Regions from separate parts of the Mus musculus genome. Here region 2 is linked to region 1. Evidence: chromatin loops called from intact Hi-C (ENCODE). Cell type or tissue: left cerebral cortex. All regions are shown on one strand.

Region 1 (8,000 bases):
TACAATGTCCAACATACCAAAGTAACTTTTACACACAGTAATTTTTAATATAGCTGAAATTAATTTAAGATGAAGTCTCACTACTCTGAAACTCATGATTCTCCTACCTTATCTTCTAGAGTGTTGATTACTAGTATATAATACAATTCTTGCCACAACTAAAAATAAAAATAGGAAGACATCTTATTATCTAAGTCCTCCAAGTTTTTTTAATATGAAAGGAGAACATGGCCACTCTCACCCATTGAGTAGATAGGGTAAACATTAGAAGAAAAAAAGATCCATTACAACGAACTACATTATAATGATCTACATTATATTCTCTGTCGCTAGAGGATGGATCAGCAGTTAAGAGCACTTGCTGCAACCAGTGGTGGTAATGCAAGCCTTTAATCCAAGCACTCCAGTGGCAGAGGCAGGTGGATATCTGAGTTCAAGGCCTACCTGGTCTACAGAGCAAGCTCCAGGATAGCCAGGGCTACACAGGAACCCTGTCTCAAAAAAACAAAACAAAACAAAACAAAAACAACAAAAAAAGAGCACTTGCTGCTCTTCCAGAAGACACAGGGTTAATTCCCTGTGGTCACAACTCAGTTCCAGGGGATCTGACACCCTCTTCTGCTTTCTACAGGCCTTTAATTCCAGCACTCAGGAGGCAGTGTTAGGTGATTCTCTTATGAGTTTGAGGTCACCCTGGTCTACAGGACATCCTGGTTTCAGGCCAGCCAGGGGTACATAGTGAGACCCTGTCTCAATAAGTAGATACATAGCATTTGTTGTCCACCAAATATTGTTCCAAGCAGTTTTCATTTGCCTACTGACCCATTTAATATAGCAATTCCATGAGATAGCTGTTATCACCTTTTTTAGGCTTTTATTTTAATTATGTGTGTATGGTTGTGAATCTGTGCATGTAAGCACAGGATCTCTGGAACTGGAGTTACGTTCTGGGCCAAGCTGCCTAAAGTAGGCACTGGGAACTAAACTTTGGGTCTCTGCAAGAACAGAATATGTTCTCAGCCACTAAGCAATCTCTCTAGCCCCTACTGTCATCACCTTTTTAGACAATTTGTCCATAGTCACAGGGCTAGTAAATGTCAGAAGCAGGGTGCTCATGAAATAGTATGGCTCTACATACTTATCACTAGGAGTACAACCCTTGTGAGGTTATTAGGACATTAAATTATATTAAATGTTTAGTTTATAGCCTAGCATCCAATAAACATGTTATACAAATTCATGGCTTTCAATCAAAAGCTGTCTTTTTTTTTTTTTATTTTTTGGAGTTCATTACTGATCAGCCAATGTGGTCAGACTAAACAAAGGCCAAACATATTCCTGTTAATTTACTAGTTCAAATATTAGGTTTTGACTTAAGGCAACCCCAGAAACCAAGGAAGAGTTCTTAACTGCTGATCAAAAGCTTTCCAAGTAACAGAAGAGATAACACGAATGTAAAGAAATATCATGAGTGTTTCCAGGCCCAGGATTACCCTAAACAACATCCTCAGAATAGGTTACATCTAAGTTCTGTAGTCCCTAAGCAGCCAGTTCCTCCTTCCTACCTCAGCCTAGGGCCATTTTAAGATGTCCCCACAGGAGCAGACAAAATGGAGGCATCTTGTCACCTCCTCAGCCTAGAACTGTCACAGGAGTCATCGCTGTGGTGCATCTCCTTTTCCACCTCAGCCTAAAGCCTAGAGGTGGAAAAGGAAACGTGCCACCCCGAAATACTGCTGCAGAAGCTGTCCCACCGTGGCAGTCCACAGCTCCTTTCCAGCCTCTCCGTGATGGCATCTCAGCCAAAGGGGCCTGTGGTCGATTGGTCGGTCGGAAAGGACTTCCTATCCTAACCCATGGGCCCCAAGGCAGAGAAAAAGGTTGAAAATCTACCAATCCCTGAGCAGGAAAAACCCACCAATCGCTGAGCTTCCCACAAAACCTAACCAATCCCTGAGTAGGAAAACTCACCAATACTTATTCTGGAAATCTGTCCGGAAAAGCTCTATCCCCCTAAGAAACCCTATATAAGCCCTTGCCTTTTGTCCAATTCCCTGTTGTCCTATAGTGGGAGCAGAGGGCAGCCATTACTGGATTCGTCCCTCTTCTCTCTGGATCTACCAATAAATCTCTTTTATGCGATTTGCTGCCTGGTGTGACTGATAAGAAGCCAAGAAGCAATGAAGAGAAGCAAACAAGTGGAGTAGGTCTGAGACTCTTGAGCTCCTCAGCTCAGCTGGGAATACCCTCCCCTGGGAGCTGCGAAGGTTTCCTTTCAGAGCTGTGTGGTTCCTGGGCACCAGTGTCTCAGGATGCCCTTCCACTGGGACACCTGCTCCCCTCTTCAGCTGTATGGTCCCTGGGCTTCTGAGGCCCAGGATAGCCTTCCATTAGAAAAGAAACACAAGTTCAGTATTCAGGTATTTTAAAATATCCAAGAGGGGCAGTGTGGTGAGAAGAGACCCGGAAAGAGGAAAAAGAAAGAGAGCACTGATTCTATCCAGTACCATACATAACTTGACTCTACAAAAGAAAAAAAAAGAAAAGAAAAGAAGGAATTACTTTTGGATTTGCTAAGCCAAACCAAACAGAAGCCCTCATACTGTTGGATTGGAATTATTTTTTTTTTCGAAAATAAAAAACAATCCTCATGCTTTTCTTACATAATCATCAGCAAACCACGGCATCCTTTTTATGTACACGGGACCCCATGTTCTACCTGACATTTTATCAATCTGCGTACATCTCTCCCTCCCCACCCCCAACTGGCTAACTTTGAAACCGTGCTAGAGAACACGCTTCAGTAAACACCTAATCAAACTCAGTAATACGGTTCACGCTTAACGACCCCTCCGAGCGGCCGTTCAGGGACCGCGTCCGGGACCCCCGGCGTTCCCAGGGGAGGCGCCGGTTGGAAATCGCCCGTGCCCAGCGCACTTCTGGGCATTCACACCAGACAAGCTATTCTCGCGGTTGCTGGCTTTAGTCAGTTGCAGCCCCAGGCTGGTTCTAAGACCCTTTAAAAGGAAAAGCCCCGGGTGGGTGAGCACACGCCGGCCCGGGTAGCCCAAGAGACTCCGTCCTGCGGGGAAAGAAGACAGCAGCTACGGACCCTGCGGACCGCCGGGCCCGGCCAGTCCTTGTTACGACCCCTCCCTACCCCCGGGGGTGGGACACACCGGGGTCGCTCCCGTCCCATCGGGGGGGGGGGGTCCTCGCCGGTTCCGCCCACGCGCGACCAAACCGGACAGGCAACCGCGGTCAACCGCCCCTTCCCCCACCGTGCCTCCCGCCCCCTCCCCCCACCACGACGCGGCCACCCTGGTCTCTCACCCAGGGACATATCGATTTTGTCCAGGTTCTCATTGCTTCGTGCTTTCGGTGGCGGCGGCGGGGTCGCCGTGGCTCCTACCAACCGGGTGCCAAACCGGTTCATGACTGGGGTTGCGGCGTCGGAGCAGTCAGCCGGGAAGGCCAGAGTCGCAGGCCCGCCGCCTCCCACTCACGCACGCAGACTAGCTGCAGCGCAGAGCGCGCACGCGCGCCGGCGGCGTCCTCGCCCTCCCACCTCCCAGCAGCGGGCGGGGGAGAGGGACTACCGAGACGAGCTGCGGGCGGCTAGAGCGGCCCACGCGAAACTGGCGCCTAGCGGCCCTTACCGGTGCGGGGCGCCGTCCTGGAGCCTCAGCCCAGGGCGCCGGGAATAGCGGCTGTCCTAGCGCCTCGACGGTCCACACCATTGGCAGCGCCTCCGAAACCGAGTCTGAACGACTAGCCTGGCCCTGCTGTTCCGGCCCGTCCTGCTGCGGAAAGGCCCGGCACGCCCCTCTGCAGTGCAGCCTACGGAGGCTGGACAGACCCCTGCGAGCCGAGATTGCAGCGATGGGTCCCAGCTCCCCTGTCCCTGAGTTGCCACGTCTGATAGCAAAGGCTGCAGTGACAGTTCTTGAGTCACCTTAACAATAAAAGTAAATGCTAATGTATCTGTGCCTTGTCTCAGTTGGCACTCTATAAACATTTGGCACGGTACTAGCTACCTTAGTAAGACCTCATCTTCCCTTGGGAGGGTAAGTACTTCTGTTTATTTGGTTGCGTTTTTCTATTACTCAATTGAGTGGCGAAATATATATATTTTCCTTAATCGTCTTTATAGAAAAACTTAATGTTTCCATTCCAGCTTAATAATTCGTTTCCCCTTTACGAAATGTTATTCCCCCCCCCCCTTTTTTTTTTACTTTATTTTCTACAACGCACCTGCGTGGAAGCATGCCTGTTATTCCATCCCCCACATAACAGCTCAAAACCATCTCAGGCATTTTCATCTAAGGAAAAAAAAACAGCGTCAAGTGTTCTGTTCGTGTAGAAATCTCTGCCACCGTTTTCTTCACTTCCTAAAATTTCTTTAGTAGAGACCTGAGCTAGCTTTGTAGTGACCCAAGAAATCTGAAAACCACACTATCCTATATTTAATTTAGTAATGTCACAATCCATGTGATTTGCAAATTCAACAGCCGTGACACATTTTACTATTTTTTGCTTGGAGCTTCCATACTTTAAAACACTTCATATCATGTACAATTGCATCTATTAATAACATATTTTCTAACTTTTACCAGCTGAGACCTGGTTATATTGTATCTACCCTTTTTAGTAAAGATTGTGACAGCTATTGATCCATCTTAAAACTACATACTAATGCTTCTTACGATATGGTTAAAAGAAAAGGCCACTCTTAATTCGTGATTCCATCCAAAAGCATGATGTTTTGGGGTGTTTGATGAATCATAGTAGTCTTATCTTGAGGAAATGTATAATTTTCTATTGAGAATTTGAGAAATACAATCCCTTATTCTCAAAAGTCAAGTTGGGCCAGGTGTGTTTTGCAGTGCCTTTAATTGCAATACTCGGGAGGCAAAGAATAGTGAGTGAATTTCTGTAAGCTGTAAACAAGCCAGGTCATAGTTCCAGGACAATCAGGGCTATGTAAAGATTACCTGTCTCAAAACAACAGCAAAAGTCAAGTTGGTTTTCTTTCCCATGGCAAAACTGTAACTGTATATAGTCAGTTAACATAGCACACACCTATGAGGGCATACAAGAAACTAATGGTAAAAAGTTTGAATTCAGCAAGATTCAACAGTAAAATCTGGCACGTAGAATAGTAGAATAGCTGATGCTTTTGCCACAAGGTCCTTGGGTTTGCTATTTTACTCTCCAACCCCAACCCCTTGAACTGCTAGCAACTGGGGAAGCTAGATTGTAAAGAAGAGTGTGGATGAGGCCAGGCACCTTTGGACTTAGTACTGAGAGGCAGGCAGATCTCAGAGCTCCAGACCAGCCAGAGCTCCACAGTGAGGCTGTCTCAAAACAACCAAACCAAAACCAAACCACCCAACAAGAAAGCTTCTACCGTTCCTGGGTTTATTGAGTACAGCATTTATCATTCTCTTCCGTCACTTGTTATATTACCTTATGGAATGCTATAGGCCTTAGTCTGCATAAGTTATCCTAAGAGTCTTTACAACCCTGAGTTGGGTGGTGGTGGTGGTGCACAACTTTAATCCCAGCAGAGGCAGGCAGATCTCTGAGTTTGAGGCCAGAAACCCTATCTTTACATTTCTGAGATGCTCTAAGCACAAGATGTTTCTCCCTGCATTAGCCCTCTGCCATTAGTTATAACTTCTGCACTCTCTGCTCATTTGTAGAAGTAAACTACAGAAAAGAATTGTAGATTGGTTCTTTTTTTTTTTTTTAAGATTTATTTATTTATTTATTTATTTAATGTAAGTACACTGTAGCTGTTTTCAGGCACACCAGAAGAGGGCATCCGATCTCATTGCAGATGGATCTCATTACAGAGCTACCATATGGTTGCTGGGATTTGAATTCAGGACCTTTGGAAGAACAGTCAGTGCTCTTAATTGCTGAGCCAACTCTCCAGCCCAGCTTTTTTTTTTTTTTTTTTTTTTTGGTTTTTTGAGACAGGGTTTCTCTGTACAGCCCTGGCTGTCCTGGAACTCACTCTGTAGACCAGGCTGGCCTTGGACTCAGAAATCTGCCTGCCTCTGCCTCCCGAGTGCTGGGATTAAAGGCGTGCGTCACACGCCCAGCTCACCTCTGCCTTCTTAGTGCCAATTGTACACTACCATACCCAGCTTGGAAAGTCTGTTTACATTTATTATTGATTGATTGATTGACTGTATATGTGTGTGTGGTGTGCATGTATGTGAGCACATGTAACATGGCACGTGTGGAATCAGAGGACCACTTGTGGGAGTCCATTCTCTCTTTCTACCATGTAGGGATCACACTCTTATTGTCAGACTTAGCAGCAAGCACCCTCACTCACTGAGCCATCTTACCAGCCCATCTTGTTTCTAATCTTCTTTCTAATCTACATGAAAAAGTTAAGGCATTTAGATTTTGAAAGCATGCATTTGATATAACAAAACAGGTGTGTTTAGATTTTGAAATTTTGTTTGTTTTTTTTAACTTTAGGTCTGTATAGAACAAATAACAAATATTCCAATATATAAAAACTTTTTTGTACCAATATAATAAGTACTACCTTTTGTCCCTGTCTCTTCTCAAAACTGAAGCCTGATTCCAAATCTTTTAGTTTTGTAGAATGTTCCTTGGTATCTCATCCTTCTTGTTTTATCTGGAATTTCACGTTCCCAAGGGCTAAGGCCTCAGAGATTCATAGACTCTCTGGATTTCAAAAGATACAAGAATAAAGCACTGTGGTAATACTATACCAGCATATAGGTCACACACAAAGCAAAACAAACATAGCAACCATACCTCTCCTGTCTGTCTCTGTAGATTGCTCATTCTGGACATTTCGTACAAACAGGATCATACAGTATACAATCTGTTGTGTCTAGCTTCTTTCACTAAACAAGGTCTTCTAGGATTGCTCATATTTTAACACTAAGTCCAACCTTCACTCCTGTTGATACTTGAATAGTATTCCATTGCATGGATGTAGTGTTTTCTTTATCAGTTAATAGACAGTTGTCTGTTTTCACTTTTTGGTTATTATAAATAGTGTGCTATGAACTTTCATATATGAGTTTGGTGTGGATATAAGTCCTCACTTCTTAGAAACATACTGGATATAGATTGCTGGACCATATGACAGTGCTTTTTTAACTTTGTAAGGAACTGGCAGATTGATTTTCACAAGCCCACACTATATTGTCATCAACAACATATGAGGGCACCAGTATTTGCACATGTTCTATCACTCATTAATTATCACTAGTATTTTTGTGAAGAGATTTGACTTTGTACTAGTGCATCAATTAAAGTTTAAATACAAACTTGTGATCAGAGCTGTGGTCTCAGTACAAACATTACCATAAACACTAGACTTGGAAGTAATCAATGTAAATTAATTAGATGGTATAGTCAAACTGACTTTGGAGTTACAGATCTGAATTTGATTCTCAGAAGCTCTGTCACTCGAGGTAAATGGTTAGTCTATGAATTTCAATTATCTCTCCCTCATATCTTATTAATAAATTGTAATTCCAGGATCATAGCCAGGACTTAACTAGGTTTACATTGAGAGAAAAGAATAAAAAGTTATGACTACAATACCTATATTAGTAATGTCTCAGTCAGCTCTGGCTATGTGAGAGTTAATATTAATTTTCAACTTAGCAGGACCTAGAATCTCCTAGGAGACACCCCTTCAAGCGTGGTTATGAGGAAGTTTCTAGGCTGAGTTGCCTGAGGTAGAAGGCTCACACTACATGTGGGCAACACCAGTCTACGAGCTGAACTTGCCCTTTCATCTCTCTGCCTCCTGGCTGTGGATGTGACCAGCTGCTTCATTGCTTCTGCCTCTGTGCCTTCCCTGTACACACACACACACACACACACACACACACACACACACTTTCAAGCACAGAGTCACCACTCACAACGGACTGAAATGTTGATCAGCCATGTTAACAAAAGCTGGAGTTAAAGACTGACTCTGCATTTTCTAG
Region 2 (8,000 bases), 500 kb before region 1:
AGTTGTGGAATTCACACCTGTAATGCCAGAAATCAAAGAGGCAAAGGTTCAGACAGTCAGGGTCATCTTTCCTACATACTTAAGGGGCCAGCCTGGGTGACAGAAACCTGTCTCAGAACACCAACACAAAAGCTCACTGGACACGGTGATGTGGGCCCGTGATCCCAGCACCTGGGAGGCAGAGGCAAGCGGATCTCTGTTGAGTTTGAGGCCAGCCTGGCCTACAAAGCCAGTCCCTCCTCAGACAGAGCTACACAGTGAGACCCTGTCTCAGAAAGGGGGGGGGGGGGCTTGCAGGGCACAGCAGGCAGCAGTCTATGAAAGCAAAACTGCAATGAACCCCTGTTTCATTGCTTTTCATTGTTAGTCCCTTCAGGACAGTTTTTTAAAATTACATATATTCATATTATTTGCATAAGAAACACAACATACTGTATTTGGCACTCAGTAGTAAAAGAAATGACAATACACAATACCAGTGCAGCAGAGGGAAACTGAGCCACGAACACCATGACAGTAAAAATGGGTGCATCATGTCAAGTAAGCCCTTTTTTAAAATGGCCAAAGAAGCAGCTAATAAGAGTGCGTCCTGCTCTTCCAAAGGACCCAAGTTCAGTTTCCAGCACCCACATCAGTCAGTTCAAAAATGCTTGTCATCCCAGCTCCCGAGGATCCAACATTCTCTTCTAACCTCCTTGGTTACCCTCACATCCATGGCATATGTTCACATAGACAAATACATATGCATAAATAAAAATAAGATCTTAGCTGGGCGTGGTGGCGCACACCTTTGCTCCCAGCACTTGGGAGGCAGAGGCAGGTGGATTTCTAAGTTCGAGGCCAGCCTGGTCTACAAAGTGAGTTCCAGGACAGCCAGGGCTATACAGAGAAACCCTGTCTTGAAAAACCAAAAAAAAAAAAAAAAAAATCTTTTTAAAAGTGAGCAAATCTAAATGCACTAACCGGAAAATTTCCAAGTTTTTTTAAAAATAAAAAAATCCAGTTATTTCTATAAGAAAAATTATAATGAAAGAAAAAGGAATGAATATACCTGAGTTTCCTTCCCCTCTCCCGAATGTTACCCCATCCTCCCCATTATTCTCTTTTCCTTCAACTGCCATGAAAAAGATCTGTCACATTTAACATACTCGTCTTCCCTTCAGTTGAAATGATACCACAACACATTATGTAATTTCTCTTAATAACAAAAGGTGACCACTATCCAAATAGAATTTAACACATTGTTCTAGCCGGGCTGTGCCTTTAAGGAGGCACAGGAAGGTGGATTTCTGAGTTCCGGGCCAGCCTGGTATACAACAGCAAGTTCCAGAACAGCCAGAACTACAGAGAAACCCTGTCTCAAAAAAAAAAAGCAAAACAAAACAAAAAGGACAAGACTCTGTTCTCACCCAGTGTTCCTTCTTGAAAAATGTGGTCTACTGTGCATTCAGGGAGTGCAGAACTTGGTTTCCTAACATAGGGACTGTCCCTCCTCATGAGACCTCGACTCATCCTGTCACTTCAGATTTCCTTAGGCATTACAACCACTCCTGACCTCCTTATAAGCTAAGATAACAGATATTCTAGATGCTCTGCCTACATTTTGCTTGCAGATGTTATTTTCTTTAATAACATCATGCCTCCGTGAAAGAGTACACCCGGAACTGTGAATGGAAAAGGATCTCCCGCCAACCCGAAGTATAGAACTAGACAAATGGAGCCTTCAAAGACCAGACTAGAATGCACCAACTCTTGACCCGGACAATTACAATCTATGTCCTGCAACCTAGGCTGAAATACGGCACCAGCTCTTCTGGTGGTACCATATAAGCTAGGCAGTGAAGAAGAACACCGCCAGGCCACGTTAATTCCTATTCCACCGTCTTCCAGGACGGTGTTCATCCACCCTCCGGTAACAGACAATACTCCAAATCTGCTAAAATTCTCAACTCCGTGGCCTCAAGAATGCCCAGAAGCCAGGCGGTTTCTCAAGGTCTCTTTCAAAGATTTTTCAGTTCACTAGTGCGGCACTAAAATGTCTCAAACCAATCTACAGGCTAAGTGACTAAATTCTCAATGACCCCCAACCAAGCGGGGACCCACACTTACCGGATGTCATCTACTGAAGAGCCCAAACAGGTTCCGAACTAGGCCACTCTGGCCCATCTGGAATAACTCTTTAGACCTTGGGCCAGCATTTGATAATTATGCTACATCTGTCTATTCTATTATGCATTCTCTGCTTCTTTTCCAATATTTAGCACTCCTCTGGCTTCAAACGCTCTTCCTTCTATCCGTAGAAACTACTCTAGCCTTCTTCCCCTTGCCTTGGAAACGCTTCGGTTCTTTCCATAATGAAACACCTAACGTATCTGCACAATGAACACCCTCAGAATCCTCAAGACTGCTCCACAGCCACCCCCGGCATTCCTCCACCTATCCGGCATCTTCCCCTCCGGCCCCTTTCTCCCCTTTCGCACTCCTACTCGGCTTCCTGCAAGCAATCCCCTTTTCACCAGCCCCTGCCCTTCCCTGCAGCCAACGAGCACACCGAGGCAGCAGCGGCGACCGAGGCCTGCGGTGCAGAAAGCACTGCACCAAGACGGCGGAGAACCCCAGGGTCTGGCCGGCCTCGTCGCCCACAGCCTGGCACCCCGAGGCCTCCCCGCGTGCATCCCACCTTCCTACCCGACACCGGCCGCAGGCCTCGGAGGCCGCCCGCTCTCTCGCCTCCGCCGCCCCCGTCATTCTCCGTTCTCCAAGCCCCGACCCACCATCCTCGCGTCCCCAGCCCCGCGCTCCCCGCGGCCTGCGCCCGCCGCCTCCCGGGCCGCCCCCCGGCCGGCCGGCCCGCCGCTCCTGCGGGTCACACCGTCGTCGCCGCGCTCCCCCCCCCCCGACCGCGCGCCGCCCCCTCCCCTCCCCCGCCCTCCCGGGCCCAGGCCTGCCAGGCCGAGCGTTTACCGCGGGGCTGGCGCCGAGGCGCGCGGTCACTGACTGCAGGCGGCGGCGGCTCCGACCTTCCCACGGGCCCGACGAGGAGGGCGAGGGGGAGGGGAGAGAACTTTTGCTGTGGCAGCTCCGGCGACAGCTCCCACCCCTGCGCCTTTCTCCTCTTCCTCCCCCTCCTCCTCCTCCTCCTCTTCCTCCTTCTCTTCCTCCTCCCAGAGCAGTCGAGAGGCAGACATGGCGCGGCTAGAGCGTCGCCGCGGTCGCCGCCGCTGCCGGCGCGGTGCATTATGGGAAGCATCGCACACAGGAAGCGCTCCGGGCCGCCGGCCCTCGCTTGGCGCGGAGACCTGGCTGCGAGACCAAGCGTGGCTTTGATTCTGGCGCCTGCGTGTCAGCAGCGCGGCGTGGCCGGGAAAGCTGGGCCCCGCTCTGGGGGTCCCCCTGATGGGCCTGAGAGGAAAACGCTTTGAAATTGATGGGAGCTGGGAAAGCCACTGAGAGGGACGTCCTCCCCTTGAGGCTGGGTGCGTGCCTGGCACCCCGAGAAGTGAAAAATGGGGATTAAATAGCGGCCCAGGCCCTGGGAAGTGGAAGGGGCGGGAACGTCGATGAAGGGTTTAGCCAGGATTTCTTGGATCTTTCTTTTATTCTCTTACCTAGCCTCTCCTCTTTTTCCGGAAGATGCTACCCTGCACCCTTGAAACTAGAAAACCTGGTTGGAGTCTGCAAACCGCGATGCAGGATGTGGGCACCGAGAAAAAGCAAGAGATCCCAGTCAGGACTTCGTTGGCCCAAACCACGGTCTGCATGTCAGCAAAGACTTGGTTATAATCTCTGCATACCTAAGATTGCTTAGTTGAGCCATCTTTTGGCAGCCCTTCGACGACCTTCACTAAATCCTGGTTTCTTAGGAGCGCCCTCATTTAACACCAAGGCCCTTTAGTTGCCTATACAAAGGGAGGGCTTACAGTTAATGACCTTTGTGCCCACACAGTAGTACAAGGTCAGCTAACTTAATGTGCCCAGTGAATGTCGATCGGGTTATTGGGAACTTCCTGAGAGATGGAGCACCTTCGTTAGGATTTCTGTTTCACAATCTCAAGGCTTTATTTTAGCACCTCTCTGCAATACTTAAACATAACCTTTGAGGTGAGAGGGAAAGGACATTAAAATATCTACATAACCATTTCTGGAATTCTCTCCTTGTCCACACCCACCTCCCCACCCCTTGAATGTTCATTTGAATAGGCTTTTTGGCCAAACTCCAAACTCCCGCATTATGCACTTGTGATGACACTGAATTAGATTACTGTCTGCAAGGTTAATATTCCCTCAGGCGTTAACCTTAGTAAACCGCGACGCCTTTTGAAGTAGCTGAGGCTCAGAAGTTCAGCTGAATTCAAACACAGTTAACTAAGAAAAGCAGGGATGAGCCCACAGCCTCACAATAAACTCTACTTGAACCTTCTCCACTAAAAAAATATAAATTTTAATAAGATGACAGTGCATATTCTGAATGCTAATTGTAACAAAACCGTGATACAAGCTAGAGCAAGGGACAGTTAGCTGGAGGACAGCCTTCTGGCAACTTCTAGCAACTGCAGTGACATCAAATTCAGATGTATTTTTAAAAAGGGAAGAGAAGAAAAAAAAAACCCTCTGGCAGCCAAGAAGCTAACTTTTAGGTTTAAGCTGTGGTAAAGCTAATAACTAGAAAGAGCTAAAAGCCTAGGGTCACACCCAGTGGACTAAGATGAATAGGGTTGCCACTAGGAATACATCTCTTTGTTTCTGAAGAGAATTAAGACAAGGAAGAAACAACCATCTAAAATGGGCAGAGTGGAGAAGACTACTGACCATGCCTTCAAAGTAAGAGTGATTGAAGGCTCTTGAAATTCTTGCTGGTCCATTTTTTTTATCCAGACTGCTGCTGCTTACCTTCCAATACCAGTCTTGGCCACGCAGCTTGCTTCCTTTCCATCTTAAATTTCTTCCACTCACCCACTTTAAAACAATGAGAGACAGCCATAAGGTAGTGACGTTAATCCCAGCACTCAGGAGGCAGAGGCAGGGGTATCACTTGAGTTAGAGTCCAGCCTGGTCTACAGAGCAAGTTCCAGGACAGCCAGGGCTTCACAGAGAAACCCTGTCTGAGATGGCTCAGCATTTCAAAGCACTTGCTGCTCTTTCAGAGGGCCCAAGTTTCCAGAGCACCTGCACACACATGGCAGATAATATGCACAAGCACACACCATGAATAAAAATAACTCTTTAAAACAAATGAAGGATCAGCAAGGGGGTTCAGCAGGTGACCGCACTTGCTTCACAAGATAGCAACCTGAGCTCAACTCACACTAAAAGTAGATGGAGAGAATCAATTCCACAAAGTTGTTCTCTTTTTTTTTTTTAAAGATTTATTTATTATTATGTCTAAGTTCACTGTAGCTGTCTTCAGATGCACCAGAAGAGGGCATCAGATTTCATTACAGATGGTTGTGAGCCACCATGTGGTTGCTGGGATTTGAACTCAGGACCTTCGGAAGAGCAGTAGGTTCTCTTAACCACTGAGCCATCTCTCCAGCCCCAAAGTTGTCCTCTTAACATCCACAGGGGCACCCCTAATGATAAATTTTTAAAATGACTGTACACTTATACGAAGTTACAAATACAGGGCAAAACAACTCCTTTATCTCTTCACCCAGCTTCTCCCAATGGTGTGATATAAAACTATGGAGAGCCATCAACAGCAGCAGATTGGCAGGAGCCTGTTACGTAGTGCCCACAAAACCGGGCAGTATCTGTGACCTTTGAACCCATGTGCATCCTCCAGGGGTTTGGTTTGGTTTGGTTTGGTTTTTGGTTTTTCAAGACAGGGTTTCTCTATGTGGCCCTGGCTGTCCTGGAACTCACTTTGTAGACCAGGCTGGCCTCGAACTCAGAAATCAGCCTGCCTCTGCCTCCCGAGTGCTGGGATTAAGGGCATGTGCCACCACACCCGGCATGTGCATCCTCATGTGTGTTTAGAGTTTACCTCCATCCTATGTAGGAGCACAGGTCTGTCCCCACAGTGAGGACAGAACCACTCCTTACCAGTTTGTGGTAGTGCACATCTTTAATCCCAGCATTTAGGAAGTAAAGGCAAGTGGACATACATGAGTTTGAGGAGAGTCTGGTCTACAAAGCAAGCTCTAGGAAAGGACAGCCAGAGCCACATAGAGAAGCCCTGTCTTGAAACAACACCACCACCACCCCCCAAGCAACCACTCTGATCACAAAAGAACCCCCTCATACCACCTGTCTGTATCTGAATGTTCCCCTACAGCTCATGTGCTGACTTAGTACTCGATGCAATGGTGTTCAGAGGTGGGGCCTTTGTGAGGTGATTAGATCCTGGGGGCGCTAACCCTAGCAAGGGATTGCTAAAGCATCATAGTTTATCATATCACTGAGAAATAGAGTAGGAAACAAACCCTGGTTGAACAAAACAGGCTGTGTGCCCTTGAAGGATGTGTTTGTTTGTTTGTTTGTTTGTTTTTTAAAGATTTATATATCTAAGTACACTGTAGTTGTCTTCAGATGCACCAGAAGAGGGTGTCAGATCTCATTATGGATGGTTGTGGGCCACCATGTGGGTGCTGGGATTTGAACTCTGAACCTTTGGAAGAGCAGTCGGTGCTCTTAACCACTGAACCATCTCTCCAGCCCCTGAAGGGTGTGTTTTATCCCTGGACACAGCCCTCTTCTCCCTTCCTTGGCCACCATGAGCTGAGCAGCTCGCTCTACCACTTGCCATGGTCTTCTTCCTCACCATGTCCAAAATTTCTTTGGCACAAGCCAAAATCAACGTTCCTCCCTTATATCAGGTAGCTATTCTCCTTCTCTTTGTTACTATTTGGTTTTTTGTTTTCAGTCCTTTTTAAAAATGCTAGATAAGCATAAATCATTTAATATATCACACACATACATATGTCACATATGTGGTTTTTTTTTAATTTATTTATTATATGTAAGTACACTGTACTTGTCTTCAGACATTCCAGAAGAGGACGTCAGATCTTGTTACAGGTGGTTGTGAGCCAACATGTGGTTGCTGGGATTTGAACTCCGGACCTTTGGAAGAGCAGTCAGGTGCTCTTACCCGCTGAGCCATCTCACCAGCCCACTCCTATGGTTTCTGAGAGCTGGGATTAAAGGCCATCACGCTCAGCAGCATACTATTCCAGGAACTGTTCTGAGTTGGAGATGTAGCACATCCCATGTTCCCAGCACTGAGCAGGAAGAGGCAGGAGGATCTCAAGTTCAAGGCACCCTCAGCCACATAGTCAGCCCAAGGCCACTTTGGAAAGTTCGAGAGCCTGTGAAAGAAGGGGGGGAGGAAAGAGAAGAGAGAGGAAGGAAAAGAAAGAGACCACTATGGTGTGTTCCTGAGTGAGTCTATCATTTAAAATAACTTTACTGTGTATGTTTATTTATTCGTGTGGTGGGGTGGTACATGTCACTTCAAATGTGTGGAGGTCAGAGGACAACTTGCTGAGGTCAGTTCTCTTCCTCTACTATGTGGGTGCTAGAGATTGAGTTCAGATCATCGTGCCATCGTGCCTGTCCCCACTGAGGCATCTCAGGCTTCTGTCCCTTCCAACCCAGTGACAATGTTTGAGACATCCAGCCATTCAGTCCTTGTAGTCATTCTCGAGTGCGCAGAGTTGACTTTATAGCATCTCATAAGCTAGCATTATTTCAGTGTAGCTCTTTTCCTTCAAAAACAAAACAAAGGCTTCTCCTCCTTTGTTAAGTGCTGAGTGGGGGACACACACACTCCCGATTCCCGCTTTCATCAATGGGCTTGTGAAAGTACACAGACACAGTTTGTTGAAAGATTTCCTTACAGGGAAAGGAATATCACTGATGAGTTAGGAAGTCTCTTAAAATAGTATAGTTTGGGTCTTTTAACTTTTTATTTTTTCGTGTCGGTGTGTGCATGGAGGTGGTGTGTGTGTCTGTGTGTGTGTGTCTATGTGTGTTGTGTGTGTTTCTGTCTGTCTGTCTGT

The links. Hi-C counts contacts between places; a loop is a spot of excess contacts. Peaks named below come from ENCODE experiments on the same cell type or tissue, not always from the same donor. Only the 100,000 strongest peaks of a DNase experiment are listed, where the experiment ranks them.
Region 2: it touches region 1 in a loop (6-fold over the local background); 3 of 42 quality-filtered maps call a loop at or near these places.

Annotation. Positions count from the first base shown.
Region 1 is chr16:32,873,330-32,881,329 of GRCm38, reverse strand. Fyttd1 (forty-two-three domain containing 1) reads right to left here and starts at 3,546. Exons shown (of 9, transcript NM_027226.4): 1 at 3,334-3,546. The coding sequence starts at 3,436. It also overlaps a transcript of Rubcn not described here. In left cerebral cortex, CTCF peaks have their summits at 3,667 and 5,819 (motif pointing right); DNase peaks (open chromatin) are centred at 2,815, 2,927 and 3,580; H3K4me3 peaks cover 2,776 bases; H3K27ac peaks cover 1,366 bases.
Region 2 is chr16:33,375,992-33,383,991 of GRCm38, reverse strand. Zfp148 (zinc finger protein 148) reads right to left here and starts at 3,217. Exons shown (of 9, transcript NM_011749.4): 1 at 2,965-3,217. It overlaps 1700007L15Rik (RIKEN cDNA 1700007L15 gene), which reads left to right and starts at 3,256. Exons shown (of 2, transcript NR_045709.1): 1 at 3,256-3,476; 2 at 3,613-4,138. In left cerebral cortex, CTCF peaks have their summits at 3,390, 4,522 and 5,408 (motif pointing right); DNase peaks (open chromatin) are centred at 3,267, 4,244, 4,538, 4,922 and 4 more places; H3K4me3 peaks cover 3,151 bases; H3K27ac peaks cover 3,359 bases.